Regions from separate parts of the Homo sapiens genome. Here region 2 is linked to region 1. A link is a loop called in an ENCODE intact Hi-C map of the cell type or tissue named here. Cell type or tissue: tibial artery. All regions are shown on one strand. Each heading gives the region's core, and the rest is flanking DNA. Links, peaks and the distances in the headings are about the cores only.

What was found. A loop is a pair of places that touch in the nucleus more often than their neighbours do. Peaks named below come from ENCODE experiments on the same cell type or tissue, not always from the same donor. Only the 100,000 strongest peaks of a DNase experiment are listed, where the experiment ranks them.
Region 2: a loop joins it to region 1, with 4 times the contacts of the local background. A loop is called at or near these places in 16 of 110 quality-filtered maps.

What each region holds. Positions count from the first base shown.
Region 1 is chr5:109,700,809-109,711,533 of GRCh38, forward strand. The region is part of intron 1 of MAN2A1 (mannosidase alpha class 2A member 1); the gene reads left to right. Among named protein-coding and RNA genes, the nearest start is that of MAN2A1-DT, 15 kb to the left of the region's middle. In tibial artery, for the core only: no CTCF peak of the experiment used is centred there; no DNase peak of the experiment used is centred there; H3K27ac peaks cover 2,656 bases.
Region 2 is chr5:110,619,182-110,629,906 of GRCh38, forward strand. It overlaps TMEM232 (transmembrane protein 232), which reads right to left. Exons shown (of 14, transcript NM_001039763.4): 6 at 8,600-8,699; 7 at 6,086-6,252. Among named protein-coding and RNA genes, the nearest start is that of TMEM232, 100 kb to the right of the region's middle. In tibial artery, for the core only: a CTCF peak has its summit at 6,379 (motif pointing left); no DNase peak of the experiment used is centred there.

The DNA.
Region 1 (10,725 bases), core at 586-8,585:
ATTCACTGGCCTTCCACTGTACTATACCCATATCCAACATATATTTGAAAATTTACTGGGTTAGGTAATATGGAAATTGTGGTAGACATATGTTACTTGTTTTGAAAGAACTTTTTAGTTATTTAGGGAAACAAAACTGCCGTTTGTGAAACTATTAGAGCCAGTTAAGTGCTATTATTCATTAGAAGTTAAAGAGGTTAGAATGTTGCCTGGCATATAGTAAGTGCTCAGTAAATGCTAGTTGTTACCAATGGACAGAGATTTGTAGCATACCTATTATGTAGCAGGCACTGTTCTAGGTTCTGGGAATACAGGAGCTAAGACTAAAACAAGAGTCAATGATATTATTTTACATTCCTGATATAAAGACAAAGGCCTTAAAGAGAACTCAAAAACAGAAACAAGTTTTGGTGATGGCCTGGCTTAAGTTGACTAAAGGAGAGGGTAAAGAAGCTAAGCTTTCCCTATGGGACGATACTTTGAAGGGAGAAAGAAAATTGCTAGTGTAAAGTACGGTGCTTATGAAGGCTTTGAATCCTGGAGGAGATTGGCTTGATTTAGAATCTTTGGTGCCTGTGAAGAGTAGTTGGGAAAACACTGTAGGTAGTTCAGGATCAGATTGCAAATTGCCCTGAGAGTTTGTCTGAAGAGTTATGAGTTAGATGGTAGTGAATCACTCCAAGTTATTGAATATACCAGGAAGCTGCTTGAGAAAAGCAGTGTGAGAGAATTAATTTTGTAGAAAATTTCAGACCTGGAAAGGAGCTAAGAGAATATTCAATCTAGATTATTCTGGTAGCTGTGTGTAGGAAGATTCAAGTAGGAAGGCAGCTGAGAATCTGTTTGAGGTAATATAGACATAAGGCAGTAAATCCCTGTACCAGTATTGAATTGGCTAGAATCGGGAGGATGAAAAATGTGGAGACATTTTGTAAAGAGAAAGACCAAAGCTTTTTAACAGGTTTGATCAAGGGTAATGATGAGTGGCTTGAATCAGAAAATTTCTCCTACCTTTTTCCATTGGGGTGTTGGAGACTGGTTGTACTATTTGCAGAAGGAGATAGGGACAAGCTGATCTGGAAAGTCAAGTTCATTTCATTTATGATGACGTGGATGTTAGTGGAAATAATCAAGTGGGCTGGAAAGCCAGTGAGAGATCAGGGAAGGGAGATGCTGATCTGGTAGTCATCAGCATAGCCGAGAATGAATGAGCTCACTTGGGGACTGTGCTTAGTGAGGGCAGGGCCAAGTACATTTCTGATAACCAAAAGCTGCACATCTTACATTAAGAATATTTTGTAGCAGATGTTAATGAAATAAAGCAGCTTGTGTTCAAATTGTCAGAAACCAGCAGCTCATGGATCAGCTTACCTAAGAAAAGATAAGATGATCAGAAGGAAGGATTTCAAAGAAGCGTTTTAGTAGAGTTTAAAAAAGACCCTTCTCATCTTTGGCACAAATGATAAGACTAAATTATTTTTTTTCTGGGTTAAGACAGAACATAAATTGTGTGTGTGTGTGTGTGTGTGTGTGTGTGTGTGTGTCTGTGTGTGTAGGGAGGATGGGCAGCCCGGTGGTGGAGAGGGAGAGAGAGATTTATTAAGGATCAAAATGCAACACCCCAAATAGGGGGCTGAAGTTTGAAAGTTGTTCTGAAAGTCAGACAGATTTCTGAGAATACCCTCCAAACTGCCTCTTGTTGATAGTAAAGAAAAACTCCCTTCTGTTGGGCTGGTAGGTGACCCCATGAACTGGAGAAGTAAAAACTGTCTTTGACCCTGGGCTACCTCTGGAAAATTTGTAGGGTCAAATAACAACACTTGATGTATAGGATATTTCTTGCTACTTTTAGGTAGAAGATCCAACCAATAATTGTTTTAAACAAAAGAGATTTGAGAAGAACTCCAGAAATTTGTATCCTTAACTCATCTTTGATAACCAATGGTATGATATTTAGAAGTTTGCTATTAATGTATTTTTATGTATTATGTTATGTCTTACTACTGCATTTGTTGCTTCTGTGTCTCACCTTGCCCTTGTAGACCAGTTGTTACAGATGGATTTTTATAAAGAAAGGCAATAGGAAAGAATTTGTAAAACTTTAGAGTCTGTAGTGCTTGTATAAAGAGTAGTTTGGAAATTCAGAATTTATAATAATTCAGATGAGACTTGCCTAAATACCTGTCCCCTGTCAATAAGAAATAGAAGGGACTTATTCAGGAGATGATTAGTATAAATAAGGTTGAAGGGGGGTTGATTATCTACTTAATACAACCCTGCCTTCAGAGGCTTTCCAAAACTATTTCTGTATGAAAAACGATCTCAGACATGTCAGTTGCATTTATTTTAATAGGCCAACACTGTTTAGGTTGATTACTGACAATTATTTTCTTTTTGTTTTGAAATTGTTTGTCAAAATTACTTGTTTAAAATTATAAGATGTTGACAGAACTTTTGTTAGCATATCCTAACATGCAATACATGGCATTAATTCATGGTAAATGTGTTTAGGTAGTGTGAATGGATAGTGCCTAGTAACCTTGTGTACAAAGATAAGCATTTGTCAAACATGTAAGACAGATTACCAACATAGACCAGCAACCATTGCCTATATGATGTGTTAACAACATGACCCTGTTTAGCTAGCTGAGAATTGTTAAGGCCTGAAAGCATATCACATGAACCTTCATGCAAGTTCTTGGGTGGGATACACTGTTGACAGATTCTGTCAGAGTGCTAAGCATAAGAATATAAATTAAAAATAAGTTTTAGAAGTAAAGTCGGTGTGGTTTTTAAAAAAAAATCCTGCAAAGAATAGTGTTCCATAGAACAGATTGGGAAGTGCTGAATTAAAGAAAGAGTTCTGTTAGTCAACAGTTAATATGTTTAGTGCCACTTAATTGCAGTTATTAAATGGATTTGTAAGTAATAAAACTGCATTTTATTAAAATTTTATAATCTACACATTTTGCCCTAGTTATACACCCTTCTTCCACTCACTTTTAAGTGGTTATCTGTTTTGCATAGTCTCATTTTATGTAATAGCTTGATGTCTAAAATGTTGCCTCAACAGGAGGTAGTTTCTGTGCAGCCATATTGGGCTGGTGCAGATAGGGCCATATGGTTCTAATCTAAACATACATCTGGAAACTCATAGGGTGGAGCTGGTGCTGTCTCCTGGAACCTGTAGAAAACGTCAGCAACTGGAGTCCTGACCACATTTTTGGAGGAGGGTGGTGAGGGAATGAGATGCTATTATTTGAGGTCAGGGCTTGGATCCTGTGTAGTGATTCTGGCAGCTACTAAGTTGGTGGCCCAGCTGCAGTAGTCATGAGTCCCTTGAGTGCTCTGCCAGAACAAGGGATGTTGGGCTTGGAGTCCCAGCTTTTCCCTTCACAGTCATTTGGCACTCTTACCTGCATCTGAGCAGCCTCTGTTACTGTCATACCTAGGCAGGTGTGAGATTTATGAAAAATGATTTGCCTGGGCAAAGAGTATATTGCTTCTGCAATTTGGTAAGGTATTCTGTAGCTACGTATTTTTTGTGCTCACATCGTGAGGGCATTTATTTCTTTGAATGGACAAGTGGCTGCACAAAGACAAATTGCACAATTTGGAAGAAATTCAGGCATGTTAGGCTCTGAGTCTGGAAAATACCATTAAAAGGTTATTTATAACTGGCTTGTGGCTCATTGACAGACAGGTGGAGATACATACAGAATCGTGGCCACAGCCCCAGTTCACACTCTTTTTGGCCTCAGCACTACACATCTTAAGGGGTGGAGTGGGCGCTTGGAGGGTTACCTGTCATTTTATCAAGCCCAAAAGCCTTCCTGTTAAGTTCCAGAGATCTGACTAAAGGCAGGGTTTTTCTGTAGAGATTGAATAGTGGTTGACTGACCAGGGACTGCAGCAATAACGATGACACCCCTGCTGGAAATACAGACTCTCTTTTACCAAATCGCAGTTCCTATATTTAGCTTTAATGCGGCGCTTCTTAACTGGGGATGTGTGAGAATCGCCTGGTGAGCCATTTTAAATTATAAAAGGCAGATCTCTGCGCTTTTCTAGGTAATCCCATTTGTTCCCATTGCTTGAAATTCATATTTATTCTGGCCACTCAAGTTTATATATTTAGCCCTGACTTCTCTCTTGAGTTCCAGACTTGCATGTTCACTGACACCACCATTCAGCTATCTAATAGTTTCAGAATATAACATTTGCCCTTCTGTCTCCTCCCCAGTAACTGGCTTGTGGGCCTGTTCCTCTAAAATGCCACCCATAATCCTCCCCCTTGCCCTAGCAAAAAACTCAATGCCAATTTTTTTTCCTTTCCTGCCCCTCCCATTCCTAACTCATCTTTCTTGTCATTCTTTCATGTTCCTTCCCTTCCTGTCCAAGCTACCATGGCTTTTACCTGGCAAACTGCAGTCTTTTACTCCATATGCCCTACTGTGGCTCCAGAATGGCTTAAAATTTTTTAATTGATTGATTCTAAAACTCAGTCTAAGATAAAGATGTTGATGCTGCTTTTTCTGAAAATTACTTTGAACCATAAAGGGTGACTCTGTCTTTTCTTAACTCCTTTATTCAAAGTTAGGTGTAGAGCCTTGTTAGACCAAATTATGCCCCTGGAAGACAGTTTATGAGGTTGCACGGCCTCACCCTCCATTGCTTGGGCTCACAGCTCCTTAGGGTCATGGCTCTCCAGCTCTGATGATGGAGATTTGGGCAAGAATTTCTCTAAAAAGGACTAAGCATAAGAATATAAGCTTTATTTTTGTAGGGCCAACTATTTGCTAAGTATATTAGTTTCTTATTGCTGCTATCACCACAAACTTAGTGGCGTAAAACAAGAAAAATGTGTTATCATACAGATCTTTAGGTCAGAAGTCTGAAACAGGCCCTACTGGACTAAAATAAAGATGTCTGCAGAGCTGCATTCCTTCTGGAGCTCCAGGGGAGAATCTGTTTCCCTGCCTTTTCCAGCTTCTGGAGGCTGAGTGCATTCCTTGGCTCAAGGCTGCCTTCCAGCAATAGCATCATTCTGATTTCTTGTGTCCTCACATCTCCCTCTCTGGCCTGACTCTTCCATTTTCCTCTTTTCCTTATGATTACATTGGGCCTACTCAGATATTCTAGGGTTTTCTTCCCATCTGCAAAGCCTTAAAATTAATTACATCAGTGAAATTCCTTTTGTCATGTAAGGCAAGGTATTCACAGATTTCAGGGATTATTAGGACAGGGATATCTTTGACTAAACATTATTCTGCTTACTGCACCAGGCGCTATTTAAATTTACTTGCATATACTAACTAATCCTCATAACAACCCTATGAGTTAGGTATTATTCTCCCCATTTTACAGATGAGGAAACTGCAGCACAGAGAAGTTATGTAACTTTGAACTTGCCCAGAGTTACATAGCCAGTAAGTAGTGGTGCCAGAATTCAAATTTTGGTTGGCTTCAGAGTCTGTTCTTAATTATGACACATACTATCTGGAGGTGCATATTGTAGTACCCTTCAAAGTGATTTTTCAAAAGCCATACTTTTACTATGTAGCAGCAGCTGCAATAATACTTTCTTCACTGCTTACTTGTTGGCAGGTCCTGTGCTAAATTCTTTCACAGCCAGTCCAAGCAATGGATATTAGTATCTGCATTTTGCCCATAGAAACTGAGGCCCAGGATTAAGTTACTTCCCCAAGATCACATGGCCAATAAGTGCGGAAACTAGTATTGGAAGCCAGATAGCCTGAACAGGAGCCAATGCTTAGCCATTAAGCTGAATTGCTTCCACCTTTATCTGGTGAAGGATGTCATTAAAGATAAAGGTAATCTTTGCTCTTACATGGTGGGCACATTTGATGACATAATCAGAGTCCAGAAAGAACTTGATGTGTTGGAGTGATATGTTGAATCTAACACAATTAGATTTGAAGGAAAAAAAAAACATAAATGAAAGGTGGTATAGATCCTAAGTTTCAGATACATGCATACACTTTGGGGTAAAGTTTTGTTTCTTTTGAATGCTGCTATCGGTGGGTATATTATAAACATATATATCTTCTACAGCTCTTATAACTAGAAACTTGATTTGGTTGAGTGCAGATCTTATATCACTACCATGATAGGAAATAGTCCAGAATTATCTTGGGGTTCTTTTTCCAAACTTCCTTCACTCCCCACAAGAGGTGAAAATAATAGTCTCTTGAGCCAGGTTAGTGATGGTAGTGAAAATGGAAAACTTTTGATTGGACTGTACAGAATCCATAATCTTTGCTCTAGAAAGGGAGCCACATATTGTATTCTATTCACCAGGTCATGGTTGTCATCCTGTGGCCAACGTGGGTCCCATTCTATGTTATTTCCCAAACAGCCCATGAAAACCACCCTATTAATTAGCTCTTTCCTTCCCATTCTTACCTACTTTTTGGGATGCAGTGAAGACTTCTTTTGGATTTTCTTTCTTCAAAAATGGTGTGTTTTGTTTTTATTTGTATTATTTTTGGTGTGGGTTTGTATGCCAAAACATTGAATACTTAGAAAAAAATGTTACATGCCATTTTTCTTTCTTTCCTTCCTTTTTTTCTCCCAATAAATACCTAAGGTCCTGCTGTGTGCTAGGTAGGTAGGCATCAGGGTACAGTACATTGAGTAAAACAGCTATGGTGCCTGTTGTCAATATAGGGATTCATTTAGTGAGGAAAAGAGGGAAGCAATACATGAATAAAATAGATAATTGTAATAACACTGTGGAGGAAACAAGAAATAAATTGAGATAAACCATAACATGAGGAGGCCTGTTTTAGACTGGCTGGGGAAGGCTATGCAGAGGTGACGTTTGGCATGAGAGTTGAAGCATTATGTAAACAGAGACCATGTACAAAGGTTTTAGGGTAGGGTGGGGAGGAGCTGGCTTGGAACGGAGATAAGATGAAGGTGAAGCTAAGTTGAGAGAAAGAGATATTCAGTCCTTACTGACTGTGGTGTACAATGTTTTGATTTTGAGGGTGCCTAACTAGGTAGAGATTAAAGCCCTTTACTGGAGATCTGAGGACTGTAGGTGTCTTTTTGAGGAGGATGATTTTTGGACTTAAGTTTGAAAGCCAATTTGAGGCATCAGGCAGGTATTTGAATATATGGGTCTGTTTTTCAGGGGTGAGGTTTCAGCGGGAGATACAAATATGGGAGACATCATGGAATTTAAATCATGGAGTGGATGAGATCATGTAAGAGAGTATAGAGAGGTAAGAGGCTCAAGAAGCTAACCTTGAGGTGCTCTAACATTTAGAGCTTGGGAGAGAAGGAGCCAGCAAAGGAGACTGATAAACAGTTGGCAGGAGGAAAACCTAGGGCATGTTGTATTGGGAATGAGTAAAGAAAACATTTCCAGAGGGAAGGAGTGCTCCATTGTGCCTAATACTCCCTGAGATGACGGATAAGGTAAGGGCAGAGTGCTTTTCATCAGGCTTGAAACATGGGAGCCTCTGGGAACTTTACAAGGTCAGTTTTGGTGGAGTGGTGAGCAGATGCTGATTGTAATGGGCAGATGAATGAATGGGAGTTTGTAAGGAAGGGGGATAATGAGTAGAGAGAAACTTTTGATAATCCCGGTACATGAAGTGGGTGGGGCCCTGGAGGGGAATGGGAATGTAAGATGTTTTATTCAGGGTTCTCCAGAAAGACAGAACTGATAGGACACACACACACACACACACACACACACACACACACATGAGAAGGGAGTTATTAGGAGAATTGGCTTATTTGATTATGGAGACTGAGAAGTTCCACTATTGGCCATCTGCATCTGCATGCTGGAGAACCAGAGAAGCTGGTAGCAGGACTTAGTCTAAGTCTGAAGGCCTTAGAACCAGAGAAGCCAATAGTGGAGCTCAGTCCAAGGTGGAAGGTGCAAGAGCCCAGGGACCACTGGTGTGAGTCTGGAGTCTAAAGGCTGGAGAACCTGGAGTTCTGACATCCAATGGCAGGAGAGGAAAAGCGGCCAGGCTCTTAGAGAGGATGAGAATTTGCCCTTTCTCTGCCTTTTAATTCCATCTGGGCTCCCAGTTGATTGGATGGTGACTACCACATTTAGGGCACATCTTCTCCACTTAGTCCACTCACACACCGTCTCCTCTGGAAACACTCTCACAGATACACCTGGGGCAGCTCAATAATTCTAATCAATTGCTAAACCACCTGGGTTTCACTTTGAGTAGATAAAGGATGGGCCCAGTGCCTACTGAAGCCCTGAAGAATAATCAGTGTTTGACCAGCTATCTGGATATTCATTAATCTAGTCAAGTTGAACCCCAAATTAACCATCACATGGGGTTAAGCACAGGAGGGTGGAAGCACAGAGTTTGACTTTTTTAGATGTATATAGCATATAATAAATATTAAGTTCAACCTTACGAAATTGGTGATATTTGACTATGTTTTACCTATGAGAATGGCATTTTCGTATAGTTTGATCTAATAGAACATGTTACATTACTGAGAATGAGTTGCTTTTAGAAGTGGAACTTGATTGAGCAATATTGAGAGGGTTTAATCAAAAGGGCAAAGAACAAAGCCTTGGAGCAGTTGAGATAAATGGGATTGTTGCTCGGCAGAGGGTTGGCCTTTGAAGCAGGGAGAAGGAAAGGCACACAGTTTTCCAGGAAGGCAGGAGAAGATACACAGATTCAGCCATGCTGGAAGGATCACAGTGAGGCCAATACCAGCGGGTAGTGTCCTATTTGAGGCAAATAATTATGTAATAAATTTACGGATTTAGCTGTAGATACACATTGATTGATTTTGTTCATAGGACTGAGTGGTAACTGAGCCTGTTCTACCTTGTGGTAGACTCTAAATTTGTTCTCTCAAAGGTATTTGATATGTGATTTTTTGCTTGGTTTTTCTCTTTCACTAAAAGCGGAGTAAATCAAATATCATGACCTCCTTCCCCACTCCTGAGCGGTGCAATGCTGTGGCCTCCCTGTAGAACTGATTAGCAAATCAAAGAATAAAGTAGTTTTCTCATAAGTGATTTTCTTGCCCTACAGAAAATTGTCTTTTTCAATGTTACTATAAGTATTCTTTGACTTCTCAGCATAATTGAAGCATTATCTATGATTTCTGTTTCTTTAATGCAGACTACAAGTGCATCCTTTTAAGGTCATTCCACTCTTCTCTGTCACATGTACAGAATTTGCTTATGAGGGTGTTCATTTCAAGAATTTCACCTGTTTGGAGGGAGACTTTATTCCACCGCATAATATAATTTTAAAAATGATGTTCTTTAGACCATTGTGTGCATATATCCCTAGGCCATAATTTTCTCCATGTACTTAATTCAGTACAGAATTCCAGGTACTGATCATTAATGATATCTTTAAAGCTAAATGAGATTGAAAGTCATCTTTAATGGCTGTAGGATCCTTTTTTCATGAACTAACTCCTCTAGCTAATGTTTATTTTGAATAATACTCTTATCCATGGATTATGGGACCAAAGCCATAATAAAAATATTCCCAGGAAGGGTTGTCTTCTTATTCAGTGTGTACTTGTTGAGCTATAGGCAGTTTTGCTGTGTATATGGCTCTAAAATGATCTTTTCCTCAAAGTACAGAAAGATCTGGAGAAATGTGGGCACTCATGTATTAAGTTTGTAGTATTATAATATTGTAAGTATAAGATAAAATGTGGTATTTTTTTTTTTTTGAGACGGAGTCTCGCTTTATCGCCTATGTTGGAGTGCAGTGATGCGATCTTGGTTCACTGCAACCTCTGCTTCCCAGGTTCAAGCAATTCTTCTGCGTCAGCCTTCCGAGTATCTGGGACTACAGGTGCATGCCACCACACCCAGCTAATTTTTATTTTTTTATTATTTACCTATTTTTTTTTTTGAGACCAAGTTTCGCTCTTGTTGCCGAGCCTGGGGTGCAATGGTGCGATCTTGGCTCACCACAACCTCCGCCTCCCGGGTTCAAGTGGCTCTCCTGCCTCAGCCTTCCAAGTAGCTGGGATTATAGGCGCCTGCCACCATGTCCAGCTAATTTTGTATTTTTAGTAGAGACGGGGTTTCTCCATGTTGGCTAGGCTAGTCTCAAACTCCCGAACTCAGGTGATCCGCCCGCTTCGGACTCCCAAAGTGCTGGGATTACAGGCGTGAGCCACCGCGCTCAGCCGCTAATTTTTGTATTTTTAGTAGAGATGGGGTTTCACCATGTTGGCCAGGCTGGTCTGGAGCTCCTGACCAGGTGATCCACCCATCTCAGCCTACCAAAGTGCTGGGATTACAGGCATGAGCCACCGTGCCCGGACAAAATGTGGTATCTTTAAAAGCTCTGTGGTGATGGCATTTTAGATTAAGGTAATGTTTTATTTTATGAAGATGTGTAGCTGTACTGCTGGCGAGATGAATCAACATGTTCTAATACTGCTTGTAATAAGAGTAACTTGATTTACCATTACCTGCTGTGGTAAATTTGTATCTTCAGTATTGGAATTATTCAACAGAATCTATCAGAAGGGATTTCAAAAGCTGCAGTCTGTGGTGTTGTGATAAGTGAAGAAAAGCATTTCCCCTATTTCAGACAGCCTTTGATAGCATATGTATTTAGGAAAATATATACAGATTCATCAACTGTACCTGACTCAAATATTTTTAGCTTCTTTGGGTTGAACTTTGGGTTATGCCAAGGGATCCCCTTTCGTCTTTTCATGGAGAAT
Region 2 (10,725 bases), core at 1,562-9,561, 920 kb after region 1:
TCAAATACACATCCTGTGATAGGTACTCAAATTGTTAACTTAGTTGATATTTTGTGATTTTTATGTTAAAATGAAACACTTAGAATCTAAAGGGCTTCATAATTCTTATTTATTATATAAAACAACATCAGGACTACAATTTCAAGATAATTTTTATGTTGAGTACTTTTCAGATAGAAAGCAAGAAGTTCATACATAAATTTTAAGCTAAGATATTTTAAGTTTCTAATAAAGTGTTTAGTTAAGTCCCATAGTTGTGTATTTATCTACTTTATGTCAGGAATTCCGTTAAGATTCTGGAGATAAAGACATGAGGAAGACAACATCTGTACAAAGCTACTGATTCTGGGGAACAATAATTCAGAAAAGCAAATGAAAACAATTCAGTGTTGACAGTGTTAGAACACACCACAGAAAAGCACTATTCTAAAATAATGTAAAGCATTAGTCTGAGACATACTGACTTCAGTAAGTCCACATATAACTCAATTTTCTGCTTTATGGTAGGGTCTACCCCAAAACTGGAACCCATATAAATGAAATTCTTTTCTCAAATTGCTCTAGTTGTCTCAGCCTGGATGCCTGACAATCCTCAGATTGCAAACTTATTTTGAATAAATAGGTAAATAAATATGTTTGACAAGTTAATGGGTGCAGCACACCAAGATGGCACATGTATACATATGTAACAAACCTGCATGTTGTGCACATGTACCCTAGAACTTAAAGCATAATATTAAAAAAATAAAAATAAAACAAGAATAAAAAAAAACTTCGGAGTGACTCGAATGGTTAATTTATAATAAATATTATTTTAATCATAGATATTGCAGGACTACATAAACTATTCAATTAGGTCAACCATTCTTGCATTAATGTATTTATGTACCATCATCAGAGAAAATTCAGAAAGCATTTGGTAAAGAAAAAAATCAGGATTTAGACAACGAACAAGATTTGAGTTTTATCTTCAATTTTATATTATGCCAATTTTACACATCGTGGAGAAATAAAAAGCATCCTCTCATGTCTGGGATTGATTTGACATACTATTACAAGCTGGTCTGACACAGCCAGGTTATTTTGATCTCCTATTGGACATAAACTCACAAGATAGCAATTTTGGACAATATTACTCTGAGACCATAAGAAATAAACAAAGCCACTTGACAATTTGTTTCTAAGCACAGATATAAACAAAGTCACTCTGCCACCCACAAAATACATAATCACAGAATTGCCCCAACTTTTTGACAGCATCAAACCTCTAGAGAGAACCCTTACTTCCTTAGACTCTTCCCAAGATCATCCAAATAAAGTCCAAATCCTCTAGTAGATTCCTTCTAACACTCTCTTATTAAGACATCCCATAGTTCCTTGTGGTATGTCTCTCATATCTCTCTCTCTCTCTCTCTCTCTCTCTCTCTCTCTCTCTCTCTCTCTCTCTCTCTCTCTCTCCTCTCTCCTCTCTCTCTCTCCTCCTCTCTCTCTCTCTCTCTCTCCCTCTCTCGGCAACAAGTAATAAACCCAATATGTCTAATTGCAGATGTGCTCCTAGTGGCCTTTGGCAGTAGAACATTGACATCATCAAGAGGAAAGGAACCTGCCACACCTGCGAATTTTCCAGATAGGTAGGGCTTATTAGTTAGTCTCAGGAATTTTATGTATTTCAAGCGCTTTTTTTTTTTTTTTTTTTTTTGAGACAGAGTCTTGTTCTGTTACCCAGGCTGGAGTGTGATGGCGTGATCTTGGCTCACTGCAACCTCCGCCTCCTGGGTTCAGGCAATTCTCCTGTCTCAGCCTGCCAAGTAGCTGGGATTACAGGTGCCTGCCACCACACCTCGGTAATTTTTATATTTTTAGTACAGACAGGGTTTCACCATTTTGGTCAGTCTGGTCTCGAACTCCTGACCTCAAGTGATGCACCCGCCTCTGCCTCCCAAAGTGCTGGGATTACAGGCATGAGCCACCATGCCCGGCCCATCAAGCAATCTTCAGCAAGAAACATTTTTTCAAAAAATAAAAAATAAATTTATCAAACTTCAATGAATTAATGTAATGATGATGACTATGTGATTTAATACAATCATCACATATATCATCAGTGCAGAAGACCAAGAGTGAGCAATGTTGCTTACTCTTGAGTTCTGTGCCTTTACCCTAAATCAGTCCTGCTCAAGGTGTGGTTGGCAGATAACTGCCATTTGCAAACTGTTAATTAGAGCACAAAAAATGAAAAATACGTATTTAGACACTTTCATAACAATTTGAAAAATAATTATATATATTCAGTCTATTAAAAATTAAAGCTTGTGTTTTTTGGTCTTTTCTATTTTAGTTTTCAGTAATTTGTCGTCATTATTATTATATTTTACAAAATTATCCATCTGTAATGGTTTGGAAATTTAAAAATAAATTAGGAGAGATCTTTTACCACAGATAGTTTGAAAAGCACTGAGCACTGCCTTAAATGACACCCAGAGAACTTTTTTCCCCTCCCTTTCTTCCTTCTTTCTCTCCTTCCCTCCCTCTCTTTGTTCTCTCCCTCCTTACTTCCCTTCCTTCCTTTCTTTTTTGGCTTTTATAACCACTTCCCACAGTTCTTTCGTCTCCCTCCCTTGCTGTCCAGCTTTGGGCTATCATTTGTAGCTGGAACAATGCCTACTTTGAGAAGCCCACCTACAAAAGTGTTGTTAATCTACAGTTGGCTGAAAATTCAGATAACAACACCAGTTTAGATTTTATGCAAATTTAAGTACATAAATTATGAGTGTCTGACTAGGCTCTCTTTTATAATAGAAATGAGCTTTGAAGCATGGGCTCTATTTTGGCTGCTCAGGGACAGCTTTCTGGGTTTCATGTAGTTTTCAGTCATTTTGGGGGATGATTGACATTGCCATGAAAGGATCTCCCAATACAAAGTGTTACCTGGATAATTTGACGTGAATCATAGGATAATGCTCCTAATTTTAAGGAGTTTATGTCTCATTCTAATAATTCCTAGTAACCATTTACAATTACAGGACAGCACAAAATGTCCCAAACTTAGGTAATGCCTTTGGCTTATCAAAAAGTATTACAGAATGAGATTGCTAATCATACTAGAATGTAAACTCTGTCTTTGCTAGTTTTCAGAGAACTATTTGTACTTCAGAACAGATGAAACTATTTAATAAAAGGTCCACTGCATTGTAGCAGGGTTTAAATCTACCTTCTCCAAAGAACTATTATTACTACCAAGTGACAACTGTGCTTAGAAAATTTAGCTTTTGTTCTTGCGATAGTTTACTGAGAATGATGATTTCCAATTTCATCCATGTCCCTACAAAGGACATGAACTCATCATTTTTTATGGCTGCATAGTATTCCATGGTGTATATGTGCCACATTTTCTTAATCCAGTCTATCATTGTTGGACATTTGGGTTGGTTCCAAGTCTTTGCTATCGTGAATAATGCCGCAATAAACATACGTGTGCATGTGTCTTTATAGCAGCATGATTTACAGTCCTTTGGGTATATACCCAGTAATGGGATGGCTGGGTCAAATGGTATTTCTAGTTCTAGATCCCTGAGGAATTGCCACACTGACTTCCACAATGGTTGAACAATGAGAACACATGGACACAGGAAGGGGAACATCACACTCTGGGGAATGTTGTGGGGTGTGGGGAGGGGGGAGGGATAGCATTGGGAGATATACCTAATGCTAGATGACGAGTTAGTGGGTGCAGCACACCAGCATGGCACATGTATACATATGTAACTAACCTGCACATTGTGCACATGTACCCTAAAACTTAAAGTATAATAATAAATAAATAAATAAATAAATAAATAAAAAGAAAATTTAGCTTTGCTAGTGAGCAAAGGACAGAGTGGAAAACTCAATCCAGCGTTCTGGCTCTGCTATCCAAAGAGCTAATTAAGTGTACCATTTGTCAAAGTCAATGGAAACCCTGTGTCTGGATCACTTAAAAAGACATTAAAAAGAGAAATGGGGTCCAACAGCAGACGAAAGGAAATTTCCTATTCTTAAGTGGAACCCATGCTCATATGGCATGTATCCTAATGTATCGTAATATCCTATAAAACTTTCAATGCAATTTTGGTAGCACTTTGACAACAAATTAAGTAATTATGCCTTTATTTCAATGCATATAGGAACACTAAAAATCAAATACTTTCAAGTGGCCAAAGTATAGTGCTATGGACCTTTTAGCTTTATCAAATGATAAGGGCTACAGGAATAAATTCACAAATCCTCTGCTATAATATACTAAAACAATCATAAGGAAAGGAGATGAGATTGATGCAAATGTATCTATTTCCATTTCTATCACTTTTATGTCTTTTTTCCTCTTTCCTTTCCCAGGTGAGAGAGATGGGTATTGAATGAGTAAATAGTCAACTGACCTGGAAAAGCTAGCTGTACTGGAGAAACTGGGCTGAAACTGGGGAACTTTAAGATATGCAGTCCAGCACTGACTGAGTGCTGATTAGCCAAATCAGTAATTTTAGCAGCACTGTGGCTATGCTATCCTATATTTATAGTCTTTATATTACGAGATAAGAGGAGGAGAAAAAGAAGGTCAATAAACCTGATAGGTCAAACTCTGTTATAATCCCCTTACAGGATCACATAGATAAAGCTGAAATAGAATTTAGAAGAGATTGAATCTAAGCTTTGTTCTACAAAGTGGAAAAAGGCACAGAGAGATTTAGTGACTTGTCCCACTGTAAGCTGATATGTCCCTTTCATGTATTGACATTTTTGCCCCTTCTAATTCAGGCTGAGCTGTACAGCAGTAAGCTTCCATTTGCTTGCTGTGTGTGTGTGCACCAAGAGTGACAAAATGGATTCATTCTTAAAGAGAATCAGAATCAACATTGACAGTTGCCTACCTCACAACCAGACTATTCACATTGCCAAGATTTCATGGAATCCTATTTGTTTAAAGGAAGAACATTCCAATCACAACAGTAAGCCAACATACTTATATCCTTAGATGAAAATATTATAGGTCACTGTTTAGGGTAAAGTGAGGTCCTAAATATATATTTTCAGTAATTATTATTCATGTTTGCATGGCATTTAATAATTTTATAAAGCACATGCTGGTTTTTTTTTCTGCAATCTTTATAACAACCCTGTAAAAGAGTTAGGGCAGACTGATGATGGTGATGATGATGATGATGACTATGACAATAATGACGACTTTTTAAAGATATGCAAATGGAAGTTTGGCGAGATTGGTGGGCCTCTCGTAGATCACAGAACCAGTTCATAAGCATGTCTGTTCTCTTCATGATCAGTGCTCTTTCTGTTGCTCGATATCTTTCATTATCTATTTACTGCTAAAACATTTTTTATACTTAAAAACAGATCCCTTTCTCACATGAGGTAATTTGTGCTCATTAGTAATTATAACCAGAAGGCTCAATTTACTCAGTAAATGTCACTTGTTATATAAATGGTGAACTAGTAATTTGCCAAAGAGAAAACACTTAGGCCCAGAAAGGTTACAAATAGATGTGTTGGAATTTTTTTCTTATATATTTAATTTATAGCCAATTTTAGAAAGGGCTTATAGGAAGCATGGGAAAATTATAAGGTAACACATAACATTATCTAAAAACAGACTCTTCCTCAAATTTCCTTAGGTGTTTCAACTCGCATAATGTTAAACGTATTTTTCCTTTTTTAGAAGTTGTTAAGAAAAACAAATTTTCTATTTATAAACTGTAAAATAATAAATAAGTTTAACAAAAAAATAAAAGAAGTTTTTGAAATGCTTACTGGTCTTTTTTGGAAAATATGTGAGGAAAGAAGAAGGTATTATGGCATTACCCCATTTAAAGTAGTAGAGTTATATATTGATACCTCCTACTCATCCTATTAACTACTCTCCAGGAACTGTGCATATGGTTGCATGAAATTCGTATCTTTGCTGTTCACCCCTCCTCCACAGCTAAACTCATCATTCCTCAATGTCTACTGTATTGATAAGCACCATTACTTAATCATAGTAATGATATCTGATGCATCAGGCAACAGGATATACCCACCATACCAGATTACTCACCATATCAGAATCTGTGTTCTCATATCTTTTCTTATCTTCCACAGGTCTAAAAATGGATTCAGAACGGAGTTCTCTTTTACCTATAATTTCCGAGGCTTTCAGGATGAATTGCACATTTGAAAAGATGTTTGGATACTTGTGATATGATGCTCCAGAGAAAGAAAGTGCTATTGTAAGAAAAATCATCTGTGAGAAATAATTTATTAATATTTTGCACTGTGTTTCATTTGTCTTTTAGCTATTAAACTATAATTAAATTCAGTACTTAGATGCAGAAACTGCTAGTTTCCTATTTAAGATTTATAATGTTATGTATGCCCCCTGGTGGTATAATAGAATACTAGACGGTAAATAATTTATACGTAAGAGTTTATATAATTCAGGACAGCAATTTCATAATCATTGAATGCCCAATTAAATATAGTTACTGTTCAACAATGCTTGGAAACTTCCAGATGAAAATAAATCAAGCTATAATAGATGCTGTATTCATAATGGATACTTTGACATTGTAATTCTACAAAGAAATCAATGTCATTGATTCTAGACAAACATTCTCCAGTTTTATTCCTTCTCAAGATGTTATTATTTACAACAATATGTTGTAAATAATAAAAACAAGATGTTATTATTTACAACAATAAGATAATTTAACATAACACCACATTATATTTAACAGAATCATCTCAGTGCTGCTCTTTGTATAAACTTTTAGACAAACTTTGGGTTTTAGTCCATCCACATAATGGAAAAATTAATAATGACCATTCTACTGGACAGCTATGTGGAGAGGTAGCAGCCGCTGATAGCTTCAGGTAGAAAACAGCCTATTGTTAAAGGTAGAGCTGCAACCTAAGGCTCTATTATATTTGGTAAGAGGGCACAATTTGGGGATTTTATTCTTGTATGTGAAAGAAAGATTTTTTTTTTGAGGAGGGTATATCCTCAATAACAATCTAATATGAGAACTTGAGCTTTTTACTCAAATAATTTTTCAAAGTTGATCTGCCATAATCATCTGAATATTTGGTAAGTCACTATGCTGAACACTGTGAGGAGTTAAGAAGTAGTTCTATAATTTAATGAAGATATAAAAACAAGTGAAATGTTAGACAAGAATTCCTATTCTATCAGTCTACGGCCACATCTGATTAGGACTTATGCTAATGGTACTAATTGATTAGTCTCCATAACACTTCTGCTATTACCTTCTGTTCCCACCTCCATGACTTTTTTCATCAAATATAATTCCCTTTCTTTATCTTGAGCCTCTCCTTCCCTTATCCTACAACATATTAATATTTTGACTTTATTTTATCCATCTAAATAAACTATTGACATATTTACATATCAGCATAAATATTTATAGCTAAGCTTTTTTTGAAATAGTTCACAATTTTTGCCTTATGCTTAAATTTTCCCTCGCTGTTTGTTTACCTCCAATCTGAATTCCGCTTCCACCTCTCCACTGGGTATGCTCCCAAGATCAGCAGTGATTTTCTGATTGTAGAAACTCATCATTTTTCAGACCTTCTACTATTTAATACTTCTATGACAATGTTGATCTTGAATTTCTCTCCTTAAACATAATCACTTCCTCTTACCTCCCTTATTTCCCTTTTCCTGGGCCCTGTTACACCAATAATCCATTAAATGTATGTTCCCCAAGATTTCATTCCTGGAATTAGTTTCTCCCTGCCCCTCGCCCTCGGCCACATTAACATGGATGACTGTCAATTCTATATCCCAGGCAGGCTTCACTTATTTCCCTAGTTCCAAACCTGTTTTCAACTGCTTGCTGGGTATATATACCTGAGTGACCTTCAAATTCAATATGCCCAATATTTCTCCAAATTTTTCCTAGTTCAGAACATCATTATCTTAATTCTATTACTCAACATGCAAAACTTCAGCTCCCGCTTGAATTTCTCACTCTTCTTTACATATAGCTTAGATTCAGTGGATCACCAAGTCCAGAACCTTACTAAAATATGAATTTAACTTTCCTGAAATTCAGGGAGGTAGATACTATTACAAATAAGAAAACTGAGTCACAAAAAAGCTCATAAACTTAAGTGGCAAAGTGAAAAAGCAGAATACAGAATGAGGATTACCAGCATCTGGAACAGGGAGTAGGTCGTGAGAACGGATGGGGAAGGGGGAGATATCAGAGTGCAAAAATTCAGTTAGACAGAAGGAATAAGGTCTAGTGATCTATTTCACAACATGATAACTATAGTTAATAATAATGTATTGCATTTTTCAAAATTGCCGGAAAAAAAAGTAGAGTCAGATTTTAAATGTTCTCACCACAAAGAAATAACAAAAGTATGGGGGTTGGAGGGGCAGTGAGCTGAACAAATGCAATCTGGCCCTGAAGCTGTGCTCTTCAACACTGCACCTATTATCTTTTATGAAAAATAAAATGCAGCTTACGTTCTTTATAGTGACAGTCTGAGCTTATCAAAATATAACATAAAACATTTATAAGTGTAAAAATAAAAGATATTCTACCGTATAAATATGGTTGAAGCCTAAGTAAATGTTGTTTAAAACTTTCTAGATGACCATGCAGGAAAAATATAAAAAGTCGTAAGAAGACCAAATAGCCAATCTGTCAAAAGAGAAAAGAAAAATACATTTTTGTGTTGCATCAATAAATGTTTAAAAACCATAAGAAAAATCAACCATTATATTATTACATTTTCTTTTGAGAAAACAATTTTAAACTCACTCAATATTATGTGGTTTTTAAATAACATTAAAACATTTATATCAAGATTGAAATGCTAGTTCAGCCAAAAAACTTTTATAAATCATCTCTACACTACATATAATGACCAACACTAAATGTTATTTTGTTCTATGCCCTTTAGAACAGTGTTTTTCAAATTTCAAGTCATGCCCCTTAAGTGAGTCATGAAATCAATTGAGAGGAGATTTTTAAATAAAATAAAAGAGAAGAAAAAATATATTTTACTGTACAATTCCTTGTTTCAGTATATAAATGAGTGTATATTATGTTATCCGAATTGCAATGCAAAAGGTATTTATTTCTAAGCATCTCTGTCAAAACAGTTTGAGAACCATTGCATTAGATAGTGTTGAGAACTATCCTACTTCTGCATAGCATGCTGTGCTAAGCTCCCTATTCCCTCATGAAAAAAGACCTCTCACAGGGTCATTATTAAATAAGCAATGCAAAATCTTACTTCTGTAAGATTAGTAAAAATATAGTTTGTTTTACACAGACTACATAAAATGGAATGTCTGAAAAAATATATAATCTGCAACATTTTACAGAAAATTATAAAAAACACATTAACTATAGAAATGGAATACAAGTTTCTAAATTGTGGAGAAGACCCAAATAACAGCAATAGCTGTCAGTATCCAGTGTGTGTGTGTGTGTGTGTGTGTGTGTGTGTGTGTGTATCTCAAAATCCTCTTAACAGCAATGCAGGGTATCATGTAATGATATACATGTAAAAATAAAATAAAATTAAAAAGATAAATCTAATGAAATCTCAGTGCATCATCCAAGACTATAAAGTAAATAAGTAACATTACTGGAATTTGAACCCAGGAATGTATGTATTGCTCCAAAAGCCATGAGCTTTCTACTATGGCAGTGATTTCCAAATATTTTTTATTACAAACCTCTATCATTACTAATAAATTTTGAGAATGCATCATTAATATTTATAAATGTATTCATAAAGTATAAACATACACCATTTGTAGACTTATGAAGTATGTAAAAATAACATGTTTATAAGGCAACAACTTTGTTGTAGTACTGTGTTTCTCTAAGAGACCGAAGTTAAATGTGAAAAAAATATTTAAAAGAATACTGAAATACTCTAGATGACAGAATTAAAGGAAACTACTCTCATAGATATAGACAATGAGTGAATAACTAATCAGAAGGAGGATAATTTAATATTTTTCAAGGACTAGAGATAAATACTGAAAAAAAATATAATATTCAAAAATGTAATAGGGGACAAAACAGAAAATACATGACAAGCATGTCAGCATGAATAACATTTGTATTTATATCTCAATTTGGTCATGGATTTCACCTGACCCAGAGACTATCTTTAGTTATAGCTATACTTGAAAAATGATTTTAAAAGCTTGCATCTTAATATTCTTGAAGGCCAAATTTTTATTGACAAATCTACCTTTCCATATTGTATACTGGACTTTCTATGTATTGTTCTTCATGTATTATTTGTGTACATATTCTCTTTGTTGTTTGACAACTCAAGCTTTGCCTCCTACATTTAATTTCTGCTTGTCAGTTTCTCTTTCTCAGCTCTCCCACATTTCCTTCATTCGACCTTTACCTCCTTCTTCTCTCTTTCTATTTCCATCTCTTCTTCTCTTTTTTTCTGATACTTTTATCTGGCTGTAAAATTGAAGGCTGGATAATATTTATCATGTGTTGTATTTTAATAGTTATATGTTTTTGGTTCTTGCATAGAATCTTGACGATCACTGCATATGTTTCTATCTAATACATATAAAACTGTTGCTGCTTATATGTTATTCTCTATACTTCAGTAAGCAGAAGTCAATCATTAAGAATATTGTACACTTAGAGCTAGATTGAAAGGAAAGAATGTAAACAAAAT